Regions from separate parts of the Homo sapiens genome. Here region 1 is linked to region 2. A link is a loop called in an ENCODE intact Hi-C map of the cell type or tissue named here. Cell type or tissue: Calu3. All regions are shown on one strand. Links, peaks and the distances in the headings refer to the core of each region. The heading gives the core; the rest is flanking DNA.

Region 1 (5,390 bases), core at 127-5,126, 410 kb before region 2:
GATTAGGCCTCACCTACATAACCTCATCTAAACCCAACCATCTGCAAAGACTATTTCTAAATAAGGTTACAGTCACCGGTGACCTCTAACATCTTTTGGGGGCGTACAATTCAACCCATAATGGATGGAATGCCTTTTTATGGAAATATACAGGGAGACTGAGAAAGCCCATGCACAGGAAAAGGTGGTTAAGTAAGTTCTCTAATAATCTGCTAACCTTTAGGACAAAAGCCAGCCCTAAACAATCTGATCTAGATCAGATTGGCAGTAACTATTCTCAAAAATTATTCTGTTGGAACTGATGTTCTAGAGCAAATTGGAAATGTTTGCTATTTACCCTCAGAGTAGTATCATTTTTCTGAAGACATCCTTGAAAAAAATTATTGTACTGGTTAAAAAAAAAAAAAAGCCAAGAAGATTTTAACTATAATTATAAACATAATAATCCCTTGAGCCCAAATGTTTTGTATTTGAAGCTCGAGTCTCATTAAAAATAATAATTTGGCTTTTATTATCATTTCTTCCAGATTGAGCCATCTGTGTCTAGGAATGGATACCAACAAAAACACTACTGATAATATGATTACAAATTATCTATGAAATGATGTTTAGATTTTTAATTTATTAGGTTATTAACCAAAATGTTCAAGTCCATCTCATAACAAGAAGTTACTTCGATTTGCAGCTCCATTGAATTATTTGACATATTTTTTGTCTATCTTCTCTGTAGTGGGTTGAATTGTATGCCCCCAAAATTATGTATAAGCCCTTACCCCCATCCCTGTGAACGTAACTTTATTTGAAAACATGGTCTTTGCAGATGTAATCAAGTTAAATTAAGGTCACACTGGGTTAAGGTGACGCTCAAAGCCAATGCCTAGTATCTTTATAAGAGAAAGGAGTCGGAGATTTGGACACAGAGACACAAAGGACACTCAGAGAAGCAGGCCCTGTGACAACAGAGGCAGAGTTTAGAGTCGTGCAGCTACAGGCCAAGGAATGTCACAGACTGCCAGGAATAGCCGGAAGGTAGGAGAAAGGTAAGAGGCAGCTTCTCCCTTGCAGCCTCCAGAAGGCGCCAATCCTGCCAATACCTTGATTTCAGACTTCTAGCTTCCTAAACTGAGAGAGAATAAATTTCTGTTGTTTTAAGCCAACAAGATAACAATTAAGCCAACAAAGTAATAAGCTAGCAAGGTAATAATTTTTAAGGCAGCTGTAGGAAACGAATACACTCTCATTTTTACACATAGTCTCAGTCATTGGAGACACATTTATTCTATACACTAGTGTATAACCATTTACAAGTGGCTCATATTCATGAAAAAACTTCAGTCTCTGCTTTTTTATAAAGAAAAGGGGTTTCCACGTATACAGTGCAGGTCTTGGGTAGTCTTGGCTTATAGTGAGTGATTTTGGATAGAGGTACTGAGGAAACACTCATTAGTTGGCAGCATTATTGTTATTATTACAATATTATAAGACAGGAGCACTTACTGAGAATGTTTATAGTGATTAAAATAAAATTTGCCTCTTCTGAATGAAGGACTTTCATGCCTCTAGAAAGTCTGCACTTTTTTTTTTTTTTTAAGGAAAGATGGGGTTTCACCATGTTGGCCAGGATGGTCTCGATCTCTTGACCTTGTGATCCACCCACCTCGGCCTCCCAAAGTGCTGGGATTACAGGCGTGAGCCACCGCGCCTGGTGTAAGTCTGTATCTGTATTCTAAATGAAATCTTAGGACACTGAATTAAATTTAGTAAAAGGCTTTGAGGAGGGTACCAATGGGGATCCAGAACTCGCTAATGCTCTTTACAAAGCTGACATCAGGAAAGTAGGCATACACACTAGGTGTTAACTATGTAATAATGTAAAATTATTTGAAATGGATTAATGACACTAAATTTGAAGCAAACCAATATAGTTTAATGGGTTTTTTTATATTTTCATAAATATTTTAAAGGTTTTATTGATCATGTTTCATGTTGCTTCTTTGACTTGTGAGTAGCATGGAGAGTAAAGTTTGTGGAGTAATCAAGTGGCTATGACCGAAAGGCCACAAACAATTAAGTGTGTTGTGAACCTGGGTACACTCCTTGTTCCGCTTTAATTTCCAAGGACCTGACCCAGTTAGAAGGTTCCTTCTCTAAGGAGTAGCCTTAAAGAAGACACAGGAGCCTCAGAACAGCCCAGAAACAGAGAAATTAGTCAAAAGAGAGAAAAATGCCACAGACTCAGCTGTGGGAATAGTTAAAAAACAAAAAAAACAAAAAACAGTTGTAGGGGATTTATATATGAAAATAGTAAGGTAGAAAAGAGAAGTATTAATAATGTTGCAATATGAGAGCAGTTCTAGAAGGATTTAGCTGTAAGTTTGCAATCTAAGAAGGTTTAGTATATATTACTTGTTGGACCTGGGTAATTAAGCCTCACAAGATTAACAGTTACATGTCAAGACAATCAGGGAGAGCAAGAATGCTCAATTATTCCAAGGGTAGAAAGTAGAGAATTCTTATTTAACTTTCTTTACCAACTTACATTCCTGATAGCCTTTCTCCCCTCCCCCCTCCACCGCCCCCCCCACCCCCCCCCCGAGGTGGAGTCTCACTCTGTCACCAGGTTGGAGTGCAGTGGCTCAATCTCGGCTCACTGCAACCTCCGCCTCCTGGGTTCAAGCGGTTCTCCTGCCTCAGCCTCCTGAGTAGCCGGGACTACAGGTACATGCCACCACACCCAGCTAATTTTTGTATTTTTAGTAGAGACGGGGTTTCACCATGTTGGCCAGGATGGTCTCGATCTCTAGACCTCATGATCCACCCACCTTGGCCTCCCAAAGTGCTGGGGTTACAGGCGTAAGCCACCACAACTGGCCCTGATAGCTGTACTTTAAGGGTTGTGAGCTTCTTGACATTGTTTATTTTTCTTAATGTAAGTCTATTCTGACTTCAAAAGGATTAAGAGAAGTCTCACTTCTCACCACTAATTAAGTTATTCCAAATCAGTCATGAGGCCTTTCCTGGGTTCAAGTTGCCTGACTCTATTCCAACAAGACAGACAAATAAAATCTGATCACCCAAGTTACACCTTGGAGTGGGTCATGTGCTGATCCACAAATGAAGGATGGCCTATCACTCAGGTCTGAAACAGAGAATTTTTGAGAAAGGCTTTCTATTCCTCTTAGGAGACACAGGAAGTTGGATCTGGCATTCACCTCCAAAATTCCCATACAGTTGATGGTTTTAAAAGAAGAAATGACCAGTTCATGCTGAGAATTAGGAGGTAAAGAAAGGCTTTATTTCTGTGTCACTAAAAAGAACTGTGTCCTTTTCTAATGACAGAGCAATCTCTGAACTGAGCCAACAAGACAAAATTTTATAAAGGTAATTATAAGTTTCATTATATGTCACTGTAATCTTAAAGAAGGTCTGGATGCCTGTAATGATATGCACATATCTCTATCTCATATTATAGTCTTTGACTATAAAAAGAAATCAAATCTTGTCAGAGTCATCAGATGTTCTGGAGATGAACTTTCACAAGAACTTTGTTCATTAACGAGTGCTTAAATTGTCTTTTAGGGGTCCTCTGAGCTAGGAATGAGGAATTCTTTTCCCCTAGTCTTCAGGAAGACACCTAGCATAGTTTATAAAGGTTAATGTTTTCCCTGATTTTTGTCTTTCTTATTTCAAGTCTCAGTTATAATTCTAAGTTTCTTCCTCAATGTTGTCAGAAATAAGAGAACCTGTCTCTTTCTATTCACTATAACTGTTTAATTCATTTATAAGATAGTACTGACTTACTAAGGGAACTATTTTAAGGGAAACAGAAAATGTCCCCCTTTTATGTCACTGAAAATCACTAACTGATGAAGATATCACAGGCACAGCCAGCACGACTCTCAGGTAGCTGTTACAATTCAGGCTCCATATGAACATCGATTGTCAAAAGTTTATGTTGAGCCAATTAAACTTAGCCCATAACACTTTCTCTCCCTAGAATCAAGGACTGAGCAAAAGTTAATAAAAGTTAAAATCTATTTTTCCTGGCAGCTTGCCCCTATGAGTCATACAGAAAATATCATTGTTTTCTAGGGCCCAATCTTATCCCAAACTTGCCAACTTTTAATATAAAGTAGACTATAAAACATTTACATTTCATCAGGTTTGAAATTGCTATTTTTTGAATATGGAATACCCGATAAATTAGTCAGTTGCTAATTTAGAATATGCCAAAAAAAATGGCCTTTGACAGGGTATAATCTGACTCCAAGTTCATCCAGCTAGAACCTCATTAACAGAGTCCTAAAGATAAAGAAATTTGCAATGAGCAAGGCCATTCTTTACTGATTCCTTGGCCAGTTGGCTAGAATGACCCCAGGCAACTGTGCAAAGTGGCGAACTGTGCAAAGAGGCAGGCTTGAGAAAAGTGGTGCTGATTTGAAATGTATATTTGCAGGAATGTGAGAAAAGAAATAATAAAAGATAACTGGTGGCTAGTAGACACTGTTCTAAATTCTTCACAAGTGTTAATTCAATCCTCATAACACTGCTATGATGTAGGGACCATTTGTGTATTTTAGGCATGAGAAAACTGAGAGAAAGAGAGGTTGCTTAATGTAAATAAGTAAGTGATAATAAGTAAATAAGTAGTAGAAATGGATTGGAACTCAGGGGGTCTGACTTGGGGGTCTATGCTTTTGACCACTGTGCTTTACCACTATTTGACAACTAATAGGTCAATGATTCTTGGTCTGTGGAAGAACAGACTAGAACTTGACACACTTTTCTGTTCTAAATACTACAAATTTCCTTATATCAAGTACTTATCTATCTTAAATCCACTGTATTTTTCTTGCTCTGGATCTGACATTATGCCAAAAAACAAATTTATAAATTATTTTTTATAAAACAAATGTTCCTTAAAATCATACACATGTAATTATAAATATTCTGTCCATCAATTGCTGAATGCATTAAACAGTGGTATATTCATACAATAGAACACTACTATCCTAATAATAGCATTACTGTATATATGAGTACATGACTTCCTTTAGAGAGTGCAATCTATTTATACGGTTTTCGTCATGACTTCTATTCTTAGATATGCCAGTTGACTTCTTTCTGTTCCCTGACTATTCCCCATAATTCTTAGATTCATTACAGTGGACAAGGAGATGTAATGAGAGAAAGCTGCCAAGTCAACCAAATGCATCTTTATAGGCACATCCTGATGGTCAGCGTGTGTAAAATCTTATTTGTATAAGCTAAATTTTTAGTGTTAAATGTACGTGAGTTTTCACAATAAAAAAACTTTCATAACATTACAAATGGATATGTTTAAGCAATATTTTGGCCACTTAGAAATACTTCTGGGTTGTAATTGTTTT
Region 2 (5,390 bases), core at 57-5,056:
AGTCTAATTTTTTTTTAACTCCCGTGTTTTAATTTACCTCTTTTCAAGCTGAATCTAATAAACTGCTGGTAATAGAAATATGATGCAGTCCCAAATTTGATCTTAATTCTCTAGAGATTTCTAAAAATTAAGTCAAGATCAGATGGACTTTAGTTCTTGTGTTTTACAGTCACATGAAACAAATTTTCTAAGATTTACATCAGATTTAAAATGTTAAAATCCATTATAATTCTAGGCATTTTGTTTAGTTACTTCTCTGGGCAAAATTTTAGAACTTTATAGCATATTTATAATTTCTGTGATACCAATTTCACTTACTTCAACTTATATTGTTTTTTTTATTTGATGCCAGTTCTTACTTGGCAGAATCGCTACATCATTCCCAGTCAATTCTTCATTTTCATATACTCCTAGGATTATAGTAAGATTGTCAGATTTACTAAGTAAGAATGCAGAATGTCCAGTTAAATTAGAATCTCAGGTAAACGACAAATTATTTGTTAGTATTAGTATAGTCCCTGTAATATTTGGGACTTATTTATATTAAAGATGATTCAGGTGCTTGAAACAATAGAAATTTATTCTCTCAAAGTTTAGGAAGCCGGAAGTCTGAAATGAAGCCATCAGCAGGGCTATGCTCACTCCGAAGGCGCTAAGGGAGAATCCTTTCTTGCTTCTTCCAGCTTCTGGTGGTTCAGGCATTCCTGGGATGTGACTATAAAACCCTGATCTCTGCCTCTGTCCTCACATGACATTCTCCTCTAAGGCTCAAATCTCCCTCTGCCTTTACAGGGACATTTGTCATTGGATTAGGACCCATGCAGTTAATCAGGATGATCTCAAGATTCTTAATTACATCTGCAAAGACTTTTTCCTTCCAAATAAAGTAACATTCACAAGGTCTGGGTATTAGGACATGAACACAACTTTTAGGGACCACCATTCAACCTACTGCAGAGAATGACTAAAACTTCAAACACCATCCGAGGTTGATAAATTCATGGCTTAGGTGTAACATGCAGTACACCCAAGCCAGAAGTAAAGCTAGTGGAGGCAAATCTGTGTAAGGTTCCTTTTACCTGGTTTTCCCACAGTGGGCACCAGATTCTTATTGTAAGAAATATATAAAGTGTACCTAACTCATTTAATCACTCATTCAATAGCAATCTGTTGAGTTCCTTTTATGTGCCAGAGTCTGAGAATCAGGATAAGCCAAAGAAACTGCCCTCCTAAGGATTATTTTCTAATGAAAGGAGAAAATTAAATAATCAAATAAACAGGATTATTATATAATTTAATAAATGCTATGAAGAAAATAAATAAAGTAATGCAATAAAGAGTCACTGGGAACAAGACATGCTGCTTTACAAAGGGCAGTCAGGAAAGATTCTCAAAATAGATGACATTTGTGCTGAGTGCCAAGAGATGAGGGCGAGCCAGCCACGCGGAGATCCCAGCAAAAGTTTTACAGGATGAAGAATAGCAGGGATAAGGGCCTGAGGTGGGGAAAGGATCAATGTGTTCTAGAAAAAGGTGGAGGCCAGAGAAGCCAGAACATAGTGACTGGTGGAAAGCATGGTGCAAGGATAGCACTGGGTACACTAGAGCCAGGTCATTGCCAGGTCTTACGGCTCATGGTGCAGGGTATGGATTTTATTCTATGGAAATAGACACTAAAGGCCTTAAAGAAGAGTGATGATTTGGTTTCTATTCTTAAGAATTAGCGGCCACGGTGTCAGAAATGACTTGGTGGGGCAAGAATGGAAGCACGCTGACCAATTAGGTTATTGTAGTAAACTAGGCAAGGATGAGGACGCTTTAGACTAAAGTGTTGTTAGGAATATGGAGAAAAATGGAAATCATTTGGAAGTTGGATTGTTCAAATTCAGTTACAGATTACATGCTAATGGTGAGAGAGGGAAGATGAAAAGATGACACCATCAATTTCAGGGCATAAATCCTCCCCGCTATAAACTATGTTGCCCAATCTTTCTTGAAGTTAAGTATGATTGTGTAAGTTCTACACAAGCAAATGTGAATAGAAGTGACACGAACAACCTCTGGGTCACACCCACAGGAAGAAGCTTGTTCTTCATTCCCTCTTTCCTCCTCCTGATGGCTGGGAAATGAGACATCTAATGGAGCTGCTTGACATCTAGAGAAAGAAGTCACATGTTAATGATGGCAAAGCTGTCCCAGTATCCAGGATCCTTAGATGGTCTCACTGAGCAGGACATGCCACCTGCCCTGAACTGCTCACCTACCTTGCTCTCTATTATGTGAGAAATAAAATTCTATCTCATTTAAACCCCCCTCTTTTGGGACAGGGGTTTGTTGCAGCAGCCCAGTTTATATCCTAACTAATACTCTCAGAAATGACTTCAAGCTTCCCAAATTCTCTTTTTCTCTCTAACGTGAATGTTCTGTTCTTACATTCTCATTCTCTTTCCTGTTTCCTGCCAAGATATGAGTTCTGCTTTCTGTGATAATGAGGCCAGAGCATCAGGGTCATTTAAAGCCATGTTGATGGAAAGAGTTTCTTCCTCTATAAGAGTCCAAAGTCCAAAGGATTCTTGTTGCACAATATCATGACTCATACTGTACAATCCATTAAATATCACCTTAGGTACAGGAAATGATGAGTATTAACTGTTCAAATATTTTCATACCAAATATTGTATTGATTACACAGGGACTCAACACTCAAGTTAAGACGTGTAAATTCTGGGTAGAATTTTAACACCAGTCTAGGAATTCAGTAAAGAGCTTGGATCTCAGGACTTAAAGCATTAATTGTAGAAAAATAAATTAACATTTAGTGAGAAAATAATTACATAGATTGTGTAATTGCATAGTATTTTTTCTTTATTTTTAGCATAAACTCTAATATGAAATGAATCCTTTCGGTTAACTTTAGTTGTATTCAGAGTATATACAATTTATAATTACTTTTCTACATCTAGGAATTTATTGTATTGAAAGTAAGTTCACACACACAAAAATCTGCTGTTGCTCTCCTTGGGGATTGGTAACAACACAAATGATAAGAATTATCCCCTCGTAAACAAGGAAAGTCACAACATTTAAGGTGCACTACCGTGCATTTAAGTCTGTATTTTGGATTAAATAGATAATGTTCTATCAAATATTATCAATTATTAAATATGTTAAACTAATAAACTGAAAGACATTTTAATTATGCCATTTTATAACTAAAATTGAACCCTTAAATATCTTGTTCAAGTGGAATGTCTCTCAAAGAACAGTAACATATCTAATCAATATTTATAAAATACTACTTAGCATTTAAACTTTAAAGTTGAAAAGAACTTTTGTACATTTCACTTAATCTTTACAATAATAGTAAAAGGTATTACCATCAAACTTTCGTAAGTTAACACCTTTATGAGATTATGTAAATTGCCCAAGTTCATTCATCTAGCAGATGACTGGGCTTATACCAAGGTTTTTGTTTTTGTTTTTGTTTTTGTTTTTTGAGACAGAGTCTCGCCCAGGCTGGAGTGCAGTGGTACAATTCAGCTCACTGCAACCTCGGCCTCCCAGGTTAAAGCAATTCTCCTGCCTCAGCCTCCCAAGTAGCTGGGATTACAGGTGCCCATCACCATGCCTGGCTAATTTTTTTTTTTTTGTCGGGGGTAGAGATGGGGTTTCACCATGTTGGCCAGGCTGGTCTCAAACTCCTGACTTCAAGTGATCTACCTGCCTCAGCCTCCCAAAGTGCTAGGATTACAGGCAAGAGGCACTGTATTCAGCCCAAGATCTTCTATTTCTACCTTCAGTGCTCTTTACACTCAATAGCTGCTTAGAGTATATAAAGACCTAAAACCTAACAAACTAGCTTGCCAGTGCTAGATGTGCCGCTCTCCATAATTTTTCATAATTAAAGTAGGAAATGCTATGCAGGAACTGACTGTATTTTTTTTCTTTGTTACAACCTTCTTAAATTATATATTATATATTTTAAGGGATTATATATTAAGGAATTAAGATATGTATAAATAGAAAAATAATATATTCTGAAAATAATCACAATATTTCTCCCCCCCACCCGCCACTTTTCCCACTCAGAACTATTCTGCCACCAAAATCCTGAGGGTTATGAAATCAATGGACATGTCCTTTCTTCCCATTTCTCTACCCCACGTCTCCCATTAAACAGTCTCCCTGTCTTCATTAAGTCATTTTGTCCCTTGGCTCCTTCCTGTTCTCCCAGACCAATAATCCCAGTGCGGCTCCTTTTTCTTTTCAACTCAGCCTGGGCATCACAGTTACTTTCTTAGTTCGTAGTTCATTGGTTGTCACACTGGTTGTTCTCAACCTCCTGACCCTCAATAGTTCTCACCGTGCTGATTCCCATGGTCTATTCTTTCTGTCCCTACTTCCACAGAACTTGTATTCTCACAAATGTTACAGAGCCATGGTAATTTGTTCACCATAATAAATTCATAGAATCTAGTCTTAACTGGACCCTTCACAGGCCTCTCATTCAGCTTATTTGATAAACACCAAGTATTTGTTGAGCACTTTCAAAATGCCAACTATTGCACTATGATTTTAGGATATAAAATGAATAAGACAGACTCCCTTTTCTGAAGAAGTCACAGTCTCAGGTACCCACTTAAATGTTCTTTGGAAACCTCTACTTTTAAGCCCACTCCTCATTTTCATCACATATGTTAGTCTCTCATTTAACCAAAAGGTTGATATGGCTAACCTGAGCATCTTCAAAATCCTTCCACTTCATCCTGAACCTCTGCATTAGTCAGGATTCCCCACAGAAACAGAAGCAATAGGACACGTATATATGGGTCGACTCAGGGTCTACTACTTTGAATGTTGATTCATCTTTAAAAGTACCTTCACAGCAAAATCCAGACTGGTGTTTCACCAAACAACTGAACACCATAGCCATCAAAATCTCTATCTTCATACTTCTTTCTTAATTGTAGTCTCTCAAAAGATGTTCTGCTTTTTTGCTAATGTGAGCTCTTGATCTCCCCTCTTGTATGTGTGCGTGTGTGTGTGTATATACATATATATATGTATATATAAAGTATGTATGTGTATATATATGTATATATAAAGTATGTATGTATGTGTATGTGCATGTGTGTGTGTGTGTGTGTGTGTGTGTGTGTGTGTGTATATATGTAGAGAGAGAGAGAGAGAGATTTATTTTAAGGAATTGCCTAAAGCAATTGTGGGGCTAGCAAGTTCAAAATTTGCAGGGCAGGCCAGAGACTCAGGGAAGAGCTGATGTTGCAGCCTGAAACCCAAAGGCAGTCTAGAAATAGAATTCCTTCTATTCCTTCTTTCTCCGGGGACCTCGGTCTACGCTCTTAAAGCCATCAACTGATTGGATGAGGCCC

Evidence for each region. Hi-C counts contacts between places; a loop is a spot of excess contacts. Peaks named below come from ENCODE experiments on the same cell type or tissue, not always from the same donor. Only the 100,000 strongest peaks of a DNase experiment are listed, where the experiment ranks them.
Region 1: a loop joins it to region 2, with 2.1 times the contacts of the local background. A loop is called at or near these places in 1 of 110 quality-filtered maps.

Annotation. Positions count from the first base shown.
Region 1 is chr1:193,762,163-193,767,552 of GRCh38, reverse strand. All of the region lies in intron 3 of LOC124904475 (a long non-coding RNA gene), which reads right to left. Among named protein-coding and RNA genes, the nearest start is that of LINC01031, 460 kb to the right of the region's middle. In Calu3, for the core only: no CTCF peak of the experiment used is centred there; no DNase peak of the experiment used is centred there.
Region 2 is chr1:193,352,527-193,357,916 of GRCh38, reverse strand. All of the region lies in intron 3 of LINC01031 (long intergenic non-protein coding RNA 1031), which reads right to left. Among named protein-coding and RNA genes, the nearest start is that of LINC01031, 50 kb to the right of the region's middle. RefSeq lists enhancers at 1,447-2,646, 2,404-2,698. In Calu3, for the core only: no CTCF peak of the experiment used is centred there; a DNase peak (open chromatin) is centred at 2,516.